2 separate regions of the Homo sapiens genome follow, and region 2 is linked to region 1. A link is an interaction called in ENCODE POLR2A ChIA-PET data of the cell type or tissue named here. Cell type or tissue: endothelial cell of umbilical vein. All regions are shown on one strand.

The links. ChIA-PET counts read pairs that join two places held together with the same protein. Peaks named below come from ENCODE experiments on the same cell type or tissue, not always from the same donor. Only the 100,000 strongest peaks of a DNase experiment are listed, where the experiment ranks them.
Region 2: POLR2A ChIA-PET joins it to region 1 with 7 read pairs; 1 of 35 experiments calls an interaction of 5 or more read pairs at or near these places.

Annotation. Positions count from the first base shown.
Region 1 is chr16:80,991,554-80,996,553 of GRCh38, reverse strand. The region is part of intron 2 of CMC2 (C-X9-C motif containing 2); the gene reads left to right. Among named protein-coding and RNA genes, the nearest start is that of CMC2, 13 kb to the left of the region's middle. In endothelial cell of umbilical vein, no CTCF peak of the experiment used is centred here; a DNase peak (open chromatin) is centred at 3,073; H3K27ac peaks cover 2,212 bases.
Region 2 is chr16:81,515,622-81,520,621 of GRCh38, reverse strand. The region is part of intron 1 of CMIP (c-Maf inducing protein); the gene reads right to left. Among named protein-coding and RNA genes, the nearest start is that of MIR7854, 16 kb to the left of the region's middle. RefSeq lists enhancers at 598-1,216, 1,728-2,425, 4,059-4,708. In endothelial cell of umbilical vein, no CTCF peak of the experiment used is centred here; DNase peaks (open chromatin) are centred at 2,091 and 2,811; H3K27ac peaks cover 3,277 bases.

The DNA of each region.
Region 1 (5,000 bases):
ATGTGAAGTCAGATATTTTTACTGGTTCAAAGAATGTTGTTGATGACAATATTTTTTGGGCTATTTCACTATACATATAGATCAAATGAGCCAGACTACATCAATAAAACATAACGTTTTGATTTTTAAAGTAAAAACTATATAAAATATTCACTGTTTAAAGAACAAGAACTAATTATTTGTGTTAAAGTAGAATATTTCAATTTGTATATGGTCAGTTATAGTCAGAGACAGAAAAGGGGAGAGGGTCTGGCAACAGAGAGGCACAGCGGAGAGAAAGAGACTCTGTGGAATAACATTTCAGTCTTGTTATTGAGGATTTTGCCAGTATAGCCCTTTAGATTTATGTTGTGCTTTTTGTAATACTAGACATAAATAAGGATATTATCGCATCATATTTATTTCCATGGTTAATCAAATTAAGGGGCAGAGTTTTTCAACCCTTGCTTTTAAGTAATCTTTGTTTTATGTTTATATTTGTATATTGCTTTTTGGTCCATGACTGTTTTTAAATTGAAATCTATTTAAACGTTGTTGTTTTTTTTTTCTTTCAAATGGATTTCTTATAATAAAGGTGGCTTCTTGAATCACTGGAACTAAAGATGGATTTTAAAAAATTAACTTTATTGAGGTGTAATTTACATGTAAGGAAATGCATCTATTTTAAGTATACAGTTTGATGAGTTTTGTCATATATAGATACCCATGCAACCACCATCACAGTCAAGATCTAAAACATTTCTATCAGTTTCCTGTGCCCCTTTGCAGTGAGTCCCCAACCCTTAACTTACGTCTTGCCCAGGTAACCACTGCACTACTTTTTGTTGATATAGATGAATTTTGCAGTTCTAGAATTTGTTAGAAATTTACACTACATCGTATATTCTTTTTGTTTTTGAGATGGAGTCTCACTCTGTCACCCAACCTAGAGTGTAGTGGCGCGATCTTGGCTCACTGCAACCTCCGCCTCCCAGGTTCAAGTGTTTCTCCTGTCTCAGTTTGCCTAGTAGCTGGGATTACAGGCGTGCGCCACCAGGCCTGGCTAATTTTTTTTATCTTTAGTAGAGACGGAGTTTCACCATGTTGGGCAGGCTGGTCTCGAACTCCTGACCTCAGGTGATCCTCCCGCCTCGGCCTCCCAAAGTGCTGGGATTACAGGCATGAGCCACTGCACCTGGCCTACATTGTATATTCCTATATTTTGCACCATGATATGTTTTTGAGGGTCATAACATGCTGTTGCACATGTCATTAGTTCATTTATTTTTATTTCTGAGTAGTAGTTCATTGTATGGATATGCCACAGTTTATTTACCTATTAATGGACATTTAGGCAAATAAACAGTTTGCAGCTGTGCTATTTTGGATAAAGCTGCTATGAACATTCATGCACAAGTCATTTGTTTTTGAGACAGAGTCTCGCTCTGTCACCCAGGCTGGAGTGCAGGGGCCCAATCTTGGCTCACTGCAACCTCTGCCTCCCAGGTTCAAGCAATTCTCCTGCCTCAGCCTCTTGAGGAGCTGGGATTACAGGTGTGTGTCACCACACCTGGCTCATTTTTGTATATTTAGTAGAGACGGGGTTTCATTATGTTGGTCAGGCTGGTCTCGAACTCCTGATCTCAGGTGATCCACCTGCCATGGCCCCCCAAAGTGCTGGGATTACAGGCATGAGCCACCGCACCCAGCCATCATGTGCAAGTCTTTGTGTAAACATCATTTTATTTCTCTTGGGTAAATACCTAGGAATGGAATGACTAGGTCATGTGTTAAGTGTATATGTACCTTCATAAAAGGCCACCAAACTGTTTTCCATTTTATACTACTCTACATTCCTACCACTGTCCATCACCACTGCCTAATATTATAAACTTTTTAAGTTCAGCCATTGTGTGGATATGTAGTAGTATCTCCTTTTGGTTTTAAATTGTATTTCCCTGATGACTAATGATTTTGACATGCTTTTCATGTGCTTCTTTGGCCATTCATATAAAATTTTTTGCCTGTATTTTAAAATTGGATTGTTTTATGACTGAGTTATAAGCATTCTTTTTATCATTTGGGATACAAATCCTTTGATAAGTGTATTGTGAATATTTTCTCTGTGGCTTTTTTTTTTTTACTTCCTTTAGGATGTGTTTCAAAGAGTAGCTTGTACATTTGATGAAGTCTTTTTTTTTTCTTTCATGGTTTGTGCTTTTTGTGTCTTAAGGATCTTTGTGTATTCTGTGGTCACAAAGATACTCCTGTATTTTCTTTTAGTTCTATCGTATTAGCTTTACATTGGTCTATGATTCGTTTCAAGTTAATTTCATTTTTTTCTTTTGATATTTGTGTATTCTTATCTGAGATTTCAAGTTAATTTTTGTGTATAGTATGAGGTGTGAGTTGAAGTTGATTTTCTTTGCCTGTGGGTAGCCAGTTGTCTCAACACCATATGTTGAAGAGACTGTTCTATCCCTGCTGATTTACCATGGTCCCTTTGTCAAAAATCAATTTACCATATGTGAGTGGGTCTATTTCTGGGCTCTCTAGTCTGTTTCACTGATTTATATGTCTCTTCTTAACACCAGTACCATGCTGTCTTAATTACTGTTGCCTTGTAGTAAGTCTCAGTCATATAGTATAAATCCTCCAATTTTGTTCTTTTTTCAAAGTTGTTTTGGCTATTCTAAGTACTTTCATTTCCATATTAATTTTAGAATCAGCTTGTCATTTTCTACAAAAAACTTGTTTACTGGTTTTTTGTTTTTTGAGGCTGAACATTGTTGATGACTTGGATTTTATCTTTTGTATCAGCAGGCAGTTCGTGTTTTTACATATTTTTAGGGCATAGCTGGCATAGTCTTTACTCTAGAGTTAGCTTAGCCCAATTACTAAATTAGGATTCTTTACTGATTGACTTGCATATTCAATGAGATCTCTACTTTGGCTTATAAGGACTCCATTGACTCCCAGCCCTGTGTGAGCTCTGCGTTTTTCAGCTTGTAGCTGCTGTAATTGTTCTTCGTAGTGACTATGGCATTGTGAAAGTCACCCAATACATGTGTAGTGAATACTCAGTCAGTGACTCAAGGCAGCTCCATGTAGATTTCTGGAGTTCTTTTGCTGCTTATCTCTACCTCACAAATTCCGGCTGCCCCAGCCTGCCCGAATTCCTCTGACGTTTGCCTCCTCTGCTCGGTGAAACTACCATTCTCCTCTTGAGTTCTGTTCTCTGCTACATGGTTTGGAAATTGTCTGTGGGTAGAAAGCTAGGTGAATGTAGGGTTCACTTTGTTTTGTTTTTTTCTTTCAGTTATCACAGTCCTGTAGTCTGTTGTCCCAATATCTGAAAATAGTTGTTTTATATATTCAGTTTGTTCTTTCATGGCTAGAAGCAGAAGTCTGGAAAATAGATTTTTAAGTAAATAGCATGGGGACAATTACATAGCTGTTTGGAAAAAGTTAGAATACCATACATATGAATCAACTAATGGGGCAGACATCTAAATGTCAAAAATGAAACGATACAAACACTAAGAAACCTGGATAAATTCTTATATAACCTAGGTGTGGGGAAAGTGTGCCTAAGTAAGGACCCTGAATTCCAGAGACAATAAAATCAAAGATTGATAAAGGATCGTTTGAGGCCTGGAGTTCCAGACCAGCTTGGGCAACATAGCAAGATCCTGTCTCTACAAAAAATAAAAATAAAAGTGGCCGGGCATGGCACATGCCTGTAGTCCTAGCTACTTGGAAGGTTGAGGTAGTAGGATCACTTACCCAGTTGTTTGAGGCTGCAGTACAACACATCAGCCTGTGTGACAAAGTGAGACCCTGTCTTTACACAAAAAAAAAAAAAAAAAGGAGGGGGAATAAGAGGCCAAAAATCAGAGAGAAAAATGAGCAAAAGCATGAGAGACAATTTAAAAAAAAAAGAAAAGATGGCCTTTAAACATGAGAAGATGTTCAACCTCAATAATTAGAGAAATACAAATTAAATATACTGAACATACCATTACTTATCTGCAGGGGGGCCAAATTAAACAGTGTGACAGCGCATTCTGTTGGCAACACTGTATACCCTCATACATTTCTGATGGGACTGCAAATTGTTATAATCTTTATAGAGAGGAATTTGCTGCCTTGTAGCAAAACTGCCGTATATTTGCTTTTTAATCCATCAGTCCCACTTATAGGAATTTATCTTAAAAGTATAACTCTAACAGTATGAAAAAATGTATGCATAGAGTTATTTACTGCAGTGTTGTTTGCACTTGGAAAATGTTGGGAACACACTTTCCCAACGTAAAGTAGTTGAACGACCTATGGTGCATCCACACAATGGAGCACTATACAGCTGTTTTGTAATTTTTATTTTTAAATAGACTTTGTTTTTTTAGAACAGTTTTAGATTTACAGAGAAATTGTGAATGCAGTACAGGGAGTTCCCATATACCTCACATCTAGTGTCCCTTATTATTAACATCTTACATTGATAAGGTGTTTGTTACAGTTAATAAACCAATATTGATACATGATCGTTATTTAAAGTCCATGCTTACTCAGATTGCTTCAGGTTAGTGTTTACCTAATGTCTTTTCTCTGTTACAGGATTCCGTCCAGGATACACATTACACTTAGTTCTTGTCACTCTTTAGGCTCCTGTTATCTGTGACATTTTCTTTGTTTTTGATGACCCGAAAAGGTTTGAGGCATAATGGCCAGGTATTTGGTAGAATGCTCCTCTGTTTGAATTTGTCTTGTTTTCCTCATAATTGGATTGGGATCATGTGTTTTCGGATGAAGACCACAGAGGTAAAGTACATTTTCATCAAGGCTGCATACTACAACATAATTTATCACTGTTAATGTTGACGTTGATCACCTGGCTGAGATACGTGTTAGGTTTCTGTACCTTTTTTTTTTTTGGAGACAGGGTCCACTATGTCTTCCAGGCTGGAGTGCAGTAGTGTCATTTTGGCTTACTGCAGCTTCAACCTCCTGGGCCTGGGTGA
Region 2 (5,000 bases), 520 kb before region 1:
TTTTCTTTCTTTCTATCTTCTCTCTCTCTCTCTCTCTCTCTCTCTCTCTCTCCCCCTTCCTCCCTCCCTCCCTCTCTCTCTCTCTGAGAGATGGGGTCTCACTATCTTGCCCAAGCTGGTCTTGAACTCCTGGGCTCAAATGATCCTCCTACCTTGGCTTCCCAAAGTGCTGGGATTAAAGGTATGAGCCACTGCACCCGCCAATTTTTAATAAGCATTATTTTAAGTAAGCAAACACTCTCTACAGCATAGAAATTGCTTATTTGTTCTAGGCATTGTTCAAGAAGTGGGATCCTGTTTGTGGCTCCCAGAGTCTCTGAGGTAGAAACCACTAGAGATGAAGAAATCGAGGCAGACAGATGAAGTAACTTGGCTGAGTGCACCAGCAGGCAAGAGGCAGACCTGGGGTTCAAACCCAGCCAGCAGGACTCCAGAGAATGGGCTCACAGCCGCTTTGCTATACCGCTTCTTGACTACCTGGGCAGCTGAAATGCAAATCTTAGGCCCCACCTGCTAAGCACACTCTCCAAGGCCTTGAAACTGAAATGACCCCACCAGGCCACTCAAGAGCAGCCGCATCACCACCCACTGCTGCTGCACCCCTGCCGCAAAGCCAGCGTAATGACAGCTTTAGGGAACAGCCCCGAGAAGACAGATGAGACCTTCCCAGAGAGCCACAACTACAATGCCAGCTTTTGTCCCCAAATGGTGGTTTCAGTTTCAGAGCTCACTTCCCATTCGTCGCCATTCAGGATGACAAAGCCTTCAACACTGAGGGCTGGAGGAGAGGAAGGGAACATTACTGAGTCTACCATGTCCCAGCACCTCACTGAGGCATCTCCATGATGGACATACTTGAGTGAGCCATGTCAAACTGCCGTTCTGTAGGTTAAAAGTGGTAAAATGCTGGCTGTTTCATGTGTTTTATCCTGTCTTATCGTCATAACAACCCCACTTTACAGATGAGGAAACTGAGGCTCAATTTCCTCAAGTGAGGTTAAATGGTTGGCCAAGGTCACAGAGACAGGAAGTAGGAGACCCAAGATTCCAACCCTGTCTGGTCTCAGTCAAGGTCCTTCCCCTCCACCATGCACACACTATTTCCTGGACTGCCCTGGGGCATGGGAGGCCCAGCAAGGGTGTGCCTGAGTAGAGAACAGCCCAGAGAACCCAATTCCTCTGCTGACGGAGTTCTGAGTTAAGGGGTCAGGACTTTCTTTGGGCAGCCCAGGCTCTGCTCTCAAATTGAAGCAGCTACAGCTTAGCAAGTACTAGCAAAAATATAATCACAGGGATTTTACTTTTTGTGTGTGTGTTTGCTTTGAGACAGGGTCTCACTCTGTCATCCAGGCTGGAGTGCAGTAGCGCGATCACAGCTCACTGTAGCCTCAACCTCCCAGTCTCAAGTGATCCTCCCACCTCAGCCTCCTGAGTAGCTGCAACTACAGGCATCACCACACCCTGCTACTTCTGTTAAAAAATATTTTGAGGCCGGGTACAGTGGCTCATGCCTGGAATCCCAGCAATTTGGGAGGCCAAGGCAGGTGGATCACAAGGTCAGGAGTACAAGACCAGCCTGGCCAACACGGTGAAACCCCGTCTCTAATAAAAATACAAAAATTAGCCAGGCGTGGCGCGGGCGCCTGTAATCCCAGCTACTCAGGAGGCTGAGGCAGATAATTGCTTGAACCTGGGAGGCGGAGGTTGCAGTCAGTTGAGATCGCACCACTGCACTCCAGCCTGGGCAACAGAGTGAGACTCTGTCTCAAAAAAAAAAAAAAAAAAATAGAGATGCAGGTCTCGCTATGTTGCCCCAGGCTGGTCTTGAACTCCTGGGCTCAAGTGATCTTCCTGCCTCGGCCACCCAAAGTGCTGGGATTACAGGCATGAACCTGGCCTTTTATATTTTTTAATCAACACCAACAGACACAGAACACAGGAAGCAGGTAGACAGTTACTTAATCGGTTTGAGTCCCAGCTGGCTAGTGGGAACGGTAGGATGCTAATGCCAACTGCATAGGGCTGCTCAGAAATAAACACAGCCTGTAAGCCAAAGGCCCTGACCCGTGCTGGGCGCCCGGACGGTTCTCAGCGTACATCACTTCCCTTGCTGGTCCTTGGCTCTCTCGCCAAGCTGGAGGGGTATAGTCCAGCCTGGACCCCTGCAGGGACTTCAGTAGACAGCCTCTCCCAGGCCTAGCCTATGTTCTTCCCCAGACAGGTGAAGGTGTTGTCTGGATGCCATTCACCATGAAGTGGTGGCCACTGTTAATTCACGGTCCCGACATCCCTCTCTCTGCTACCCAACTCCAGGTGTCAACAAGCCCGGTGGGCCAGGAAGAATGACCCTTAGAGGATGACAGGTCCTACTTTCACAATTATGACAGATTTTCTGCGCTCCGCTGTCTTTCGACCAAAGTGAGAGCCAAATAGGAAATGCAGGGGTGAGATGATCCACAGGCTTTAGCCATGGGCGTTTCAACTGACTCGGGGAAACAGCACCCCATTGACCCCAGCCTTCCGAAGAAGGGTGAGTCCTCAAACAGCTGCACCACCCACCGCCCTCCTCCACTTCCAGCACACACACACAATTAACCATGGGGGCATGAGAAGTGCAAAGGGACCCCCGTCACTTACTTTGTGAAAAAATTCCACACATCCACTGGCGTTCATTTTCCTAGAAAATCCTTGAATCTCGTGGCTGTGGCAGGAGGTCCACATTGAAAAGAGATGTCTGCAGCCACTGCCAACTCTGCGCCCTGGCTGCATCTCCCAAGCCTCCAGAGAACGTCGAACTCCAAAAACGGCATTCCCGAAGGATGGGATCATTTCCTAAACACACCCAGAGAATCGCCTCTGCTCCACATTTCTTCAGGAAAAAATGTTTCCCACTTCCCTGGCATTGTCGGGGGAGACTCCAAGGACACACTGGCTAAAATGTGGGGCTTTTTCTTTCTCATAATGGCCTATTACATACTTTGCAATTTCACAGCTAATATGTGAATACAGGGCTGTCATTACAATTTGAATAATATAGAAATGAGAAGTGTGAAAAGCAACAAAATCCCCTTTACCTGAATTCAAGCCCACTCTCTTGCCAGAGGAGGGTGTTTCCTTGGTCTCATTTTTCTATGCAATCATATACATATTAAAAAATACCTTTGTGTTATGCATTTGTGTGATGAGTCTTAGACAATAACATGTCTTGGATATCTTTCCACAGTCATGCATTTTAGATTCACTTCATTCTTTTTCATTGCTGCATCATATTCCACAGAATCAATGTACTAAGACATACTGACCTATTCTTTCACTGATGACCTTGGAAGCTGTCTGATTTTTCACTGATGACCTTGGAGGCCGTCTGGTTTTTCACTGACGACCTTGGAGGCTGTCTGGCTTTTCACTGATGACCTTGAAAGCTGTCTGATTTTTCACTGATGACCTTGGAGGCCGTCTGGGTTTCACCGATGACCTTGGAGGCCGTCTGGTTTTTCGCTGAAGACCTTGGAGGCCGTCTGGTTTTCCACTGATGACCTTGAAGGCTGTCTGGCTTTTCAGTGATGACCTTGAAACCTGCCTGATTTTTCACTGATGACCTTGGAGGCCGTCTGGGTTTCACTGATGACCTTGGAGGCCTTCTGGTTTTTCACTGAAGACCTTGGAGGCCATCTGGTTTTTCACTGATGACCTTGGAGGCCGTCTGGTTTTTCACCGATGACCTTGAAGGCCGTGTGGTTTTTCACTGAAGACCTTGGAGGCCATCTGGTTTTTCACTATGCTACCTGACACATACTTGGGTATGTGTCTATGCAAACATGAGAGAATTTCCTGAGGACAGATGCCTAGATGCTTCGATATCTATTGCCAGGCATCCCAGACACAGTGGTACACTAGCCAGCCCTGGTCCCAGCCCCCAGGGAGCCCACAGTTTGGCTGCAGACAACTAAAGCTATCAGCCCAGAGCAAGCCAATCCCCAGCAGTGACGCACAAGTGCCCGCGCACTGACGAGATGCATCCAGGCTGGGAGGGCAGGGAAGGCTTCCTCTGACGGCGATGAGCTGAGTCCTGAAGGCAGAGCTGGCTGGCCAAGAGCAAGAGCATGAGAGTGTCCAGGGAGAGTGTCCAGGGAAGGGAGTGGGGAGGGCTTCCAAGCCTGGAACACGGCACGTATCTGCAGAAACCAAGGGCTGAACCGAAGTAGAGCTCCTTTAGGAAAAGAAAGCAGCTCAATATGATTGCAGTCCTACTCGGGTGGACGAGGGGACCCGGGGGAGCTAGAAGAACGTTTAAAACGGGAGAGAAGCGCGATTCCATGTGTATTTTAGAAAATCCCCGGAGGAATCAAGAGTGAGAAAATGGGCTGCTGAAGTCAAGTGACTGGACTAGAAACCACCCCAAAGCTGGGGCCATGTCACCTTCATTGCTAGATCAGTCAGAGTCCAACCAGGAGATGGAAGCCACTTGGGCACTGGAACTGAGAGACTCCAACGCAGGGCACTGGGTACACAAGGAAGGAGATCCCAGAACCCAAACGGGGGCAATGGAGCAACCCAGAGATTAGCAACAGCAGGAAGCTGCCCCCACCCGCAGGCCAGAGAGACACAGGGGAGGTGGCAGGACTGAGGCCCAGGGGCTGGAAGCGCCGACAGAGGACAGGCCATAGGGTCCGTCCAGTGGGAGCTGGAGCCACGGAGGAGTTGCAGGTGCCATCAGAGTGGCCTCTGGAGACTGAGGGAGGTAGAAACACTGGCTTCTCCATTCCTCTTGCCTTCCAACCTCCTAGCAGCTCCTCCCACGGGTTGAATCCAGTGACACGGGAGCCTGGGACACAAGAACCTACAGAGATTGGCTCCCGACCACACCCAGCAGATCAGAGCAAGGACAAGGAACGGACCCCAAGGGCAAACAGGCCCAGACTGGCACAGCTACCAACCTCCGGTCCTTAGAATAGCGCCTGGTGCAGGATACACATTTGCTAAAAGAATAAAGCCGGTGA